Linked DNA regions of Homo sapiens: region 1 is linked to region 2. Evidence: chromatin contacts called from ENCODE Hi-C or POLR2A ChIA-PET data. All regions are on one chromosome and are shown on one strand. Each heading gives the region's core, a stretch centred on a gene start or an enhancer-like site at or near the end of the contact. The rest is flanking DNA. Distances are from core to core; before and after follow the strand shown. Region 1 overlaps PDZD2 (PDZ domain containing 2). Region 2 overlaps PDZD2 (PDZ domain containing 2).

What was found. Hi-C counts contacts between places; a loop is a spot of excess contacts on that map. ChIA-PET counts read pairs that join two places held with the same protein, here RNA polymerase II (POLR2A). Pooled maps may share reads with other maps.
Region 1: a map of posterior cingulate gyrus shows a loop between it and region 2 (18-fold over the local background). The contact joins two enhancer-like sites. A Hi-C loop is called at or near these places in 5 of 168 maps with a recorded cell type or tissue (breast epithelium, cardiac septum, colonic mucosa and 2 more) and 1 of 50 pooled maps. POLR2A ChIA-PET finds 5 or more read pairs at or near these places in 3 of 52 experiments (RWPE1, activated CD8-positive, alpha-beta T cell and activated naive CD4-positive, alpha-beta T cell).

What each region holds. Positions count from the first base shown.
Region 1 is chr5:31,690,391-31,694,534 of GRCh38, reverse strand. All of the region lies in intron 1 of PDZD2 (PDZ domain containing 2), which reads right to left. Among named protein-coding and RNA genes, the nearest start is that of PDZD2, 53 kb to the right of the region's middle. Within about 2 kb of position 1,815, at least 5 of the 41 ENCODE cell types and tissues checked have a DNase peak (open chromatin) inside an H3K27ac peak, as active enhancers do.
Region 2 is chr5:31,738,813-31,743,259 of GRCh38, reverse strand. All of the region lies in intron 1 of PDZD2 (PDZ domain containing 2), which reads right to left. Among named protein-coding and RNA genes, the nearest start is that of PDZD2, 100 kb to the right of the region's middle. Within about 2 kb of position 1,544, at least 2 of the 41 ENCODE cell types and tissues checked have a DNase peak (open chromatin) inside an H3K27ac peak, as active enhancers do.

The sequences.
Region 1 (4,144 bases), core at 566-3,065, 49 kb after region 2:
AGAAAATGTAGAGATACAATCACTACCCACAAAGAGCTCATGTAAAGCCAAGACACCCTATGGCTGAAGACAGCCAAACCTGTGGTTGTTTCCAGCTTTTAACATTCTGCAAGCATTGTTTTTTGTTTTTTTGTTTGTTTTTTGAGATGGAGTCTCACTCTGTTGCCCAGGCTACAGTACAGTGACGCAATCTTGGCTCACTGCAACCTCCGCCTCTTGGGTTCAAATGATTCTCCCACCTCAGCCTCCCAAGTAGCTGGGATTACAGGCACTGGCCACCACGCCCGGCTAATTTTTGTATTTTTAGTAGAGATGGGGTTTCACCATGTTGGCCAGGCTGGTCTTGGAACTCCTGGCCTCAAGTGATCTGCCCACCATGGCCTCCCAAAGTGCTGGGATTGCCACCGCACCCGGCCTACAAGCACTGTTTTGTTCCTGACATTCTAAATGCTAACATGATTACGAAGCATTTTATTTAGGAGTGGCGTACATTCTACCATTGTCTTTAAAAACAATATTCAATCCTGGGCAGTTATGACGCAGTTAATGATGATCCATTTCAAAAAGGGCTTTGACATATGAAATCCCTTTTGCTCCTCCTCAGCCTGGGAAGCAGGAAGGAGTTAGTTCTCTCATGTCTCATTTTCCAGGTGAGAAATCTGAAATTCAGCATTTAAGCAACTTCCTCAAAGTTTTCTGACCATAAGGGCAGAGCTGGCACTAGAATCCAAGTCTCCCAGCTCCTGAATAGAGACTGACGGTCCCTTCATTAACTACATATGGGGAATATGCCAGCGAACTGGAGAGCAATTTCCTCCCAGTTACATCTAAACTTTGCTAACAAAGTAACTCCTGGCTTCAAGCTGATCTCTGGAAGCCACGAGTGCACACAGACACTTTGGGCTTGACTCTGAGCTCCCTGCTGGGGATGACAGGAGACTGTACAGCCCCAAAGCTTCATCACTGAAGGAGACAGAAAAAAAAAAGTGCTTTTCGGCCAGGCGCGGTAGCTCACGCCTATAATCCCAGCACTTTGGAAGGCCGAGGTGGGCAGATCACGAGGTCAGGAGTTCCGGACCAGCCTGGCCAATATGATGACACCCCGTCTTTACTAAAAATACAGAAATTAGCCTGGTGTGGTGGTGCACACCTGTAGTCCCAGCTACTCAGGAGGCTGAGACCGAAGAATCGCTTAAATCCGGGAGGCGGAGGTTGCAGTGAGCCGAGATCGTACCACTGCACTTCAGCCTGGGCAACAGAGTGAGACTCCGTCTCAAAAAAAAAAAAAAAAAAAGTGCTTTCCCACTATCCTCCTGCCCCCACCCCCAGACTGTCCTCTTTTCCCTGTCCTCCCACCCCCACACCCAGACTCTTCACCACTCTTAGCTCCGAGCTTGCAGAGGCCCCAGAAACCTCACATCCAATCATGAGCAGCGCAGCAGGCCCCTGCCAGGCTGCGTCCTTCCAATCAGGGACTTCACTTTGCACACCAAGGTCCTTGCCAGATCCAAACGCTCCCTCTTCCCAGCCTGAAGTTAGAAAACAAACAAGCCGCTTAACCTAAGCCAAGCAGCAGCCATAACAACAGCAGCATTCACAGCTGAGCAGGAACGCCGGCCCTCATGGTGGTCTGGGAAAGACGCCGATTCCCCTGACCCGGACAGAGGCTGCGGGTCCTCCCGGAGGCCTGGACAGCAGCCGGCAGCCAGTTGGATGCGATCACTGGATCATGAGCTGCATCACAGCTCCTCTCAGGTGCTGGCAACGGGCCCTGGCCTGCCCTGCATGTACAAGAAGGCCTGTTGGAAATATCATCATGCTTGAGCCCTCACACTGTCCACGTCCCTCAGCTGGCCTAGGAATGGCACAATGCCTCTGTGTCCTGGCTGCCGTGAGCTGGTCCAAGGGCCTGACAATGCTGGAGACAGAAGGTCATGAGGATGTCAGAGCTAGGGAAGCAGGGGACTGTCCAGAAGGCAAGGGAAGGGTTGGAAAATGAGTCAGGCTGAGAGGTGACAGCCTGCTGGCAGCCCTCACAGCCCTCGCTCGCTCTCGGCACCTCCTCTGCCTGGGCTCCCACTTTGGCGGCACTTGAGGAGCCCTTCAGCCCGCCGCTACACTGTGGGAGCCCCTTTCTGGGCTGGCCAAGGCCGGAGCTAGCTCCCTCAGCTTTCAGGGAGGTTTGGAGGGAGAGGCGCGGGCGGGAACCGGGGCCGCGCCCGGTGCTTGCGGGCCAGCGCAAGTTCCGAGTGGGCGTAGGCTCCGCGGACCCCGCACTCGCCCGGCCGGCCCCACCGGCCCCGGGCAGTGAGAAGCTTAGCACCTGGGCCAGCAGCTGCTGTGCTCAATTTCTCGCCGGGCCTTAGCTGCCTTCCCGCGAGCAGGGCTCGGGACCTGCAGCCCGCCATGCCTGAGCCTCCCCTCCACTCCGTGGGCTCCTGTGCCACCCGAGCCTCCCCAATGAGCGCCACCCCGTGCTCCACTGCGCCCAGTCCCATCGACCACCCAAGGGCTGAGGAATGCGGGTGCAGGGCACAGGACTGGCAGGCAGCTCCACCTGCAGCCCTGGTGTGGGATCCACTGGGTGAAGCCAGCTGGGCTCCTGAGTCTGGTGGGGACGTGGAGAACCTTTATGTCTAGCTAAGGGATTCTAAATACACCAATCAGCACTCTGTATCTAGCTCAAGGTTTGTAAACACACCAATCAGCACCCTGTGTCTAGCTCAGGGTTTGTGAATGCACCAATCCACATTCCCTATCTAGTACTCTGGTGGGGCCTTGGAGAACCTTTGTGTCAACACTCTGTATCTAGCTAATCTGATGGGGACATGGAGAACCTTTGTGTCTAGCTCAGGGATTGTAAATGCTCCAATCAGTGCCCTGTCAAAACAGACCACTGGGCTCTACCAATCAGCAGGGGCCAGATAAGAGAATAAAAGCAGGTGGCGCCAGATAAGAGAATAAAAGCAGGTGGCGCCAGATAAGAGAATAAAAGCAGGTGGCGCCAGATAAGAGAATAAAAGCAGGTGGCGCCAGATAAGAGAATAAAAGCAGGTGGCGCCAGGTAAGAGAATAAAAGCAGGCTGCCCCAGCCAGCAGTGGCAACCTGTTCGGGCCCCCTTCCACTCTACGGGAGCTTTGTTCTTTCGCTCTGTGCAATAAATCTTGCTACTGCTCACTCTTTGGGTCCACACTGCCTTTATGAGCTGTAACACTCACCGCGAAGGTCTGCAGCTTCACTCCTGAAGCCAGCGAGACCACGAGCCCACCGGGAGGAACGAACAACTCCAGACGCGCCGCCTTAAGAGCTGTAACACTCACCGCGAAGGTCTGCAGCTTCACTCCTGAGCCAGCGACACCACGAACCCACCAGAAGGAAGAAACTCCGAATGCATCCGAACGTCAGAAGGAACAAACTCAGGACATGCCAACTTTAAGAACTGTAACACTCACCATGAGGGTCCGCGGCTTCATTCTTGAAGTCAGTGAGACCAAGAACCCACCAATTCTGGACACAAGGCCAGAGCCTAGGCTCCTCTGTGGTGCCACTGCTGTCCATGCCCTACACTCCTGCTAGACTCGCCCGTACTTTTTACTGCTTTGTGTTGGTATTGGCAGTGGCATCATGGTCATCATCATCATCATCATGGGTAGCATTCACTGAGTGTAGTGGGCTGGACAGTGGCCCCCCAAAAAAATATGTTTGCATCCTAATTCCCAGAACCTGTGAATGTTACATTATTTGGAAAAAGTTTTTGCAAATGTGCTTCAGAATCTTGAAAGGAGGTGCTTGTCCTGGATTATCCAGGCGGGCCCTAAATGCAATGAATGACACGGATTCTTAGGAGACAGGCAGAGGGAGGATACATGGAGATACAAAGAGGAGAAGATACAGAGAAGAGGAGGGGCAACATGGCCGCAGAGGCAGACACTAGAGTGATCTGGCCACAGCTAAGGAACAGGGATGGCCACCAGAGCTGGAAGATGCAAAGACAGTCTCAAAAGCAGCGTGTCTCTGCTAAAGCTTTTATTTTAGACTTTGGGCCTCCAGAACTGGGAAACAGATGTCTGTTGGTTGAAGTCGCCCAGTTTATGGAAATTTGTCATTGCAGCTCCAGGACACAAATGCCCAGGACACCATCCT
Region 2 (4,447 bases), core at 295-2,794:
TGAGGCTTCAGTGAGCCATGATTGTGCCACTGCACTCCAGCCTGGGCAGCAGAGTAAGACCCTGTATCAAAAAAAAAAAAAAGAAAAAAGAATATAACCTAATATGAAAATACATGACATACTCAACACTAAAGAGATTCAGAGTAGGTCAAAATCAATGTATGTATGGCAGAATTCAGCAGGGGAAAAGAGTACTAATGCTATTCATATAACATCCTCCAAAGGTGAAGATGGACTGGCTAATCAGAAAGAATATTTGGAAAAGTTTCTGAATTCACTTAGAAGCTCAATTTTCTATCTAGCACTACCAAATAACACATAGCAGAAAAAGTACTAGGTTGACAAACAGAAGAAACAATAATCTTCATTTAATTCACATCTTCCAGCAGTAGTTGGTAAGCCAAATGCTTTTAGAGACCAAGCAGGTAACTGATCAAAGCCCTTTGTGTACCAGGGCTTGTTCTAAGTGTATCACAAGCATTTTTCCTAGTCCTTGCTACAGTCCTCTGGGAAGACACGAATATTATTCCACTTTACAGATGAAGAAACAGAGGCCCTAGCAAGTTATGGCTCTGCAAGTTTACTAGGTTGGCCAAAGTCAAACAACCAGCAAATGCTAGAGCAGAGACTCAGGGCAGGAAGCTCTGAATCCACAGCCTCAGCTGTTCAAGACCACCATCCCCTGGGGTAGAAACAGTGGTGGGGGAATGGGGTGGGGAGGGGGGGAGTTGGGGGAGGGGGTTGCTGAGGGTTGGGTTCCCCTAATAGTGATGGGCTCCAACTGGGCTCCAACAGATTAGAGCCATGCCAGAATGTCAGGGCCCGGGGAAATGAAAAAAAAAAAAAAAAGTCACACTTTCAAACATAATATCTCTTAATTTTCAAATATTTACAACCATTTCAGTCTTTAATAAAAAATAAAAAGTAACCACTGTGCAAACTCAACAAAACCATCCACATCAAGCTCAGCCCACGTGCTTCCAAGAGGCAACCTTTACCTTACACTTTGCCAAGAATTATTTCACCTGTGTTGTTTCACTTTTCGCAATAACCCCGTGAAGAAAGTAGGATGACTTCTTATGTGTGGCTACAGAATCCATGAAGGATTAGAAGACTAATGTAATAGAAGACTGCAATGACAGGGTTAAGTCCCATTTAGAAAAGATAATTGACTTTCCTGTACCTATTCATAAGAAGAGGGCCTCAATTCAAAGTCCCCAAAGTGGGGAAGCAATCAAGGCTGGACTTTAGTTCCACCACATTGGTCAGAGACCTCCACTATGCAGTTTTCTGGAGGAAAGGCTGCCCTTTGATTTACAGGTTGTTTCCTTTTCCCTAGAAAATGAAGCCATCTCTAGGCAGGGTCCTGGGTTAAGATTTCACTAGTCAATGCACCTTGTACTTATGAATATGTGTTTGAAGGAATGAACCAGATTCTTTCCAAAGAGCAGTTTTCAGTAGGAGAGAGTTGCAGGCAGCATGAGAGTATGCACGGGGGGGTTGGGGAGCCCTGTGCAGGGAGAACAAACACCAAGACAGAAGCAAAGGCACAAGTGTTTGGCTGCTTCACAGTTTTGCCTAGAACTGGCAGTGGTGGGTCCATTCCTCTTCCAAGAGACTTGGCAATGAGAGGAACTCAGAGTACATAATGGTTTCCCCAAGGCTCTCAGCTAGTAAGAGAGGGAAGTTTGGATGAGAACTCTGGTATTCTGACTCCAAGTTCAGCTTTTACTTGTATTTTACTAGAGTCCAGTCCCTTGTTTATTGCACAGACTAGAACTCAGACCTGCTGTGATCTTGCAGGCTTCAGGTTCTAATTCACCATGGAGCTATGGATGCACAAGTAACAAACGTCTAAAAAAAAATTCTGGGAGGAGCCTTTTTAAAAAAAAAAAAAAATCTTGGCTTTAAACTGAATCAATTTTCATTGCCAAAAATTGGGGGAAATAGAGAAATGCATAAAGAAAATAAAGTCACCCACAATCTCACCAACCAGAAACCACCACAATTTTGAGTTATTTCTTCAATCTTTTTCTGAAGTGTGTGTGTGTGTGTGTGTGTGTGTGTACACACTATTGTACAAGATCTGACTATAAGTGCAATTTTAAAGCTTGTACAAGGGGTCTTCAAAAAGTACATGGGAGATGTATATTATTAAAAATTATGCATGGATTTCAAACAATTTTTTGCCCCCAAATAGACTTCTACTAGCATGTTAAAACATGTCTGAACAGGATGTAGTTTGAGGCACTAAGAAGGATAAGACATCAGTTTGAAAAACCCTGTTAGAAACATGAGTTCTGCTAAAGTTGAAATAAGAACAAACATCTAATTCATGGTAAAGCTTGAGTGGAAGAATGGTGAAATCATTGATGCTTTACAAAAGTTTACGAGGACAATGCCCCAAAGAAATGAGCAGTTTACAAATAGATAACTCATTTTTAAGAAGGGATGAAACAATGCTGAAGATGAAGCCTGCAGTGGTGAACCATGCACACCAATTTGCAAGGGAAAAAATTCATCTTGTTCTTGCCCTAATTGAAGAGGACCAAGAGTTAACACCACAAACAATAGCCAAGATCATAGACTTCTCAATTGGTTCAGCTTATACAGCTCTGACTGAAAAATTAAAGTTGAGCAAACTCTCCAGTCAGTGGGTACCAAAACCCTTAAGCCCAGGTCAGCTGCAGACAACAGCAGATTTTTTTTTTTTTTTTTTTTTTTTTTTTTTTTTTGAGACGGAGTCTTGCTCTGTCACCCAGGCTGGAGTGCAGTGGCAAGATCTCGGCTCACTGCAAGCTCCGCCTCCCGGGTTCACGCCATTCTCATGCCTCAGCCTCCTGAGTAGCTGGGACTACAGGCGCCTGCCACCATGCCCAGCTAATTTTTTTTTTTTGATTTTTAGTAGAGATGGGGTTTCACCATGTTAGCCAGGATGGTCTCGATCTCCTAACCTTGTGATCTGCCCGCCTCGGCCTCCCAAAGTGCTGGGATTACAGGCTTGAGCCACCGCACCCAGCCAACAGCAGAATTTTCAATGGAAATTTTACACATGTAGGATCAAGATCCTGAAGCATTTCTTTGAAGAATCGCAACAGGAGAAGAAACATGGCTTTACCAGTACAATCCTGAAGACAAAGCACAATCAAAGCAATGGCTACCGAGAGGTGGAAGTGGTCCAGCCAAAGCAAAAGCAGATGGGTCAAGAGAAAAGATGGGAACAGATTTTTGGGATGTTCCAGGCATTTGTTTGTTAACTTTCTGAAAGGCCAAAGAACAATAACATCTGCTTACTATGAGAGTATTTTGAGAAAGTTGGCCAAAGCTTTAGCACAAAACCACCCAGGAAAGCTTCACCAGAGTCCTTCATCACCACAATAATGCTCCTCTTCTTTCCTCTCATCAAAGAAGGGCAATTTTGTGAGAGTTTCAATGGAAAATCATTAGGCATCCACCCTACAGTTCTGATTTGGCTCCTTCTGACTTCTTGTTTCCTAATCTTAAAAATACCTTTAGAGGGCATCCATGTTTCTTCATTTGATAATACACTGAAAAGCTGTGACATGGTTAAATATCCAAGACCTTCAGCTCTTTAGGGAGGAATTAAATGGCTGGTATCATGGCTTACAATAGTGTCTTGAATTTGATGGAGTTCCTGTTGGGAAATAAAGTTTATCTTTTTTTTATTTTTATCTTTTAATCCCATTTTCTGCTAACTTTTTGAAGTCTCCTCATATCTTCCCTTCTTTTATCTTAAACATTTTATCATATAATTATCATTCTTCAAAGACTGACATTTTAATAACTATATAATACTACAACAAATGGATCAACATAATTTATTCTGCTAATTCTATTGTTGAGAATTTAGGTTATGGCCCATTTTTTTTTGCTACCATAAATGATGCTCTGATGAATAAAAAATTGTCTTTATTTCCTATTAGTTCTGCAGGATGTATTTAAAGACAACGAATCATGTGTTGACAGGGCATGCATTTTGAGACTCTTTGCACATATTGCACACATGCCTTCCAAAAAAGGCAGTAGCCACTTACATTAAAATTGTGCATATTTGGCCCGGTGTGGTGGCTCACGCCTGTAATCCCAGCACATTGGGAGGCCAAGGTGGGTGGATCACTTGAGGTCAGGAGTTCAAGACCAGCCTGGCCAACATGGTGAAACCCCATCACTACTAAAAATACAAAAATTAGTCAGGTATGGTGGCACACACCTGTAGTCCCAGCTACTCAGGAGGCTGAGGCAGGAGAATTGCTTCAACCCAGGAAGCGGAGGTTGCAGTGAGCGGAGATGGTGCCACTGCACTCCAGCCTGAGCGACAGAGCAAGACTGTGTCTGAAAAAAAAAAAAATCTATATATATTTAAAAATCCTGTATTTGCCCCTTAGTCTTCCTTAACTTCAGAAACAACCACTTTTCTAAAGAGATG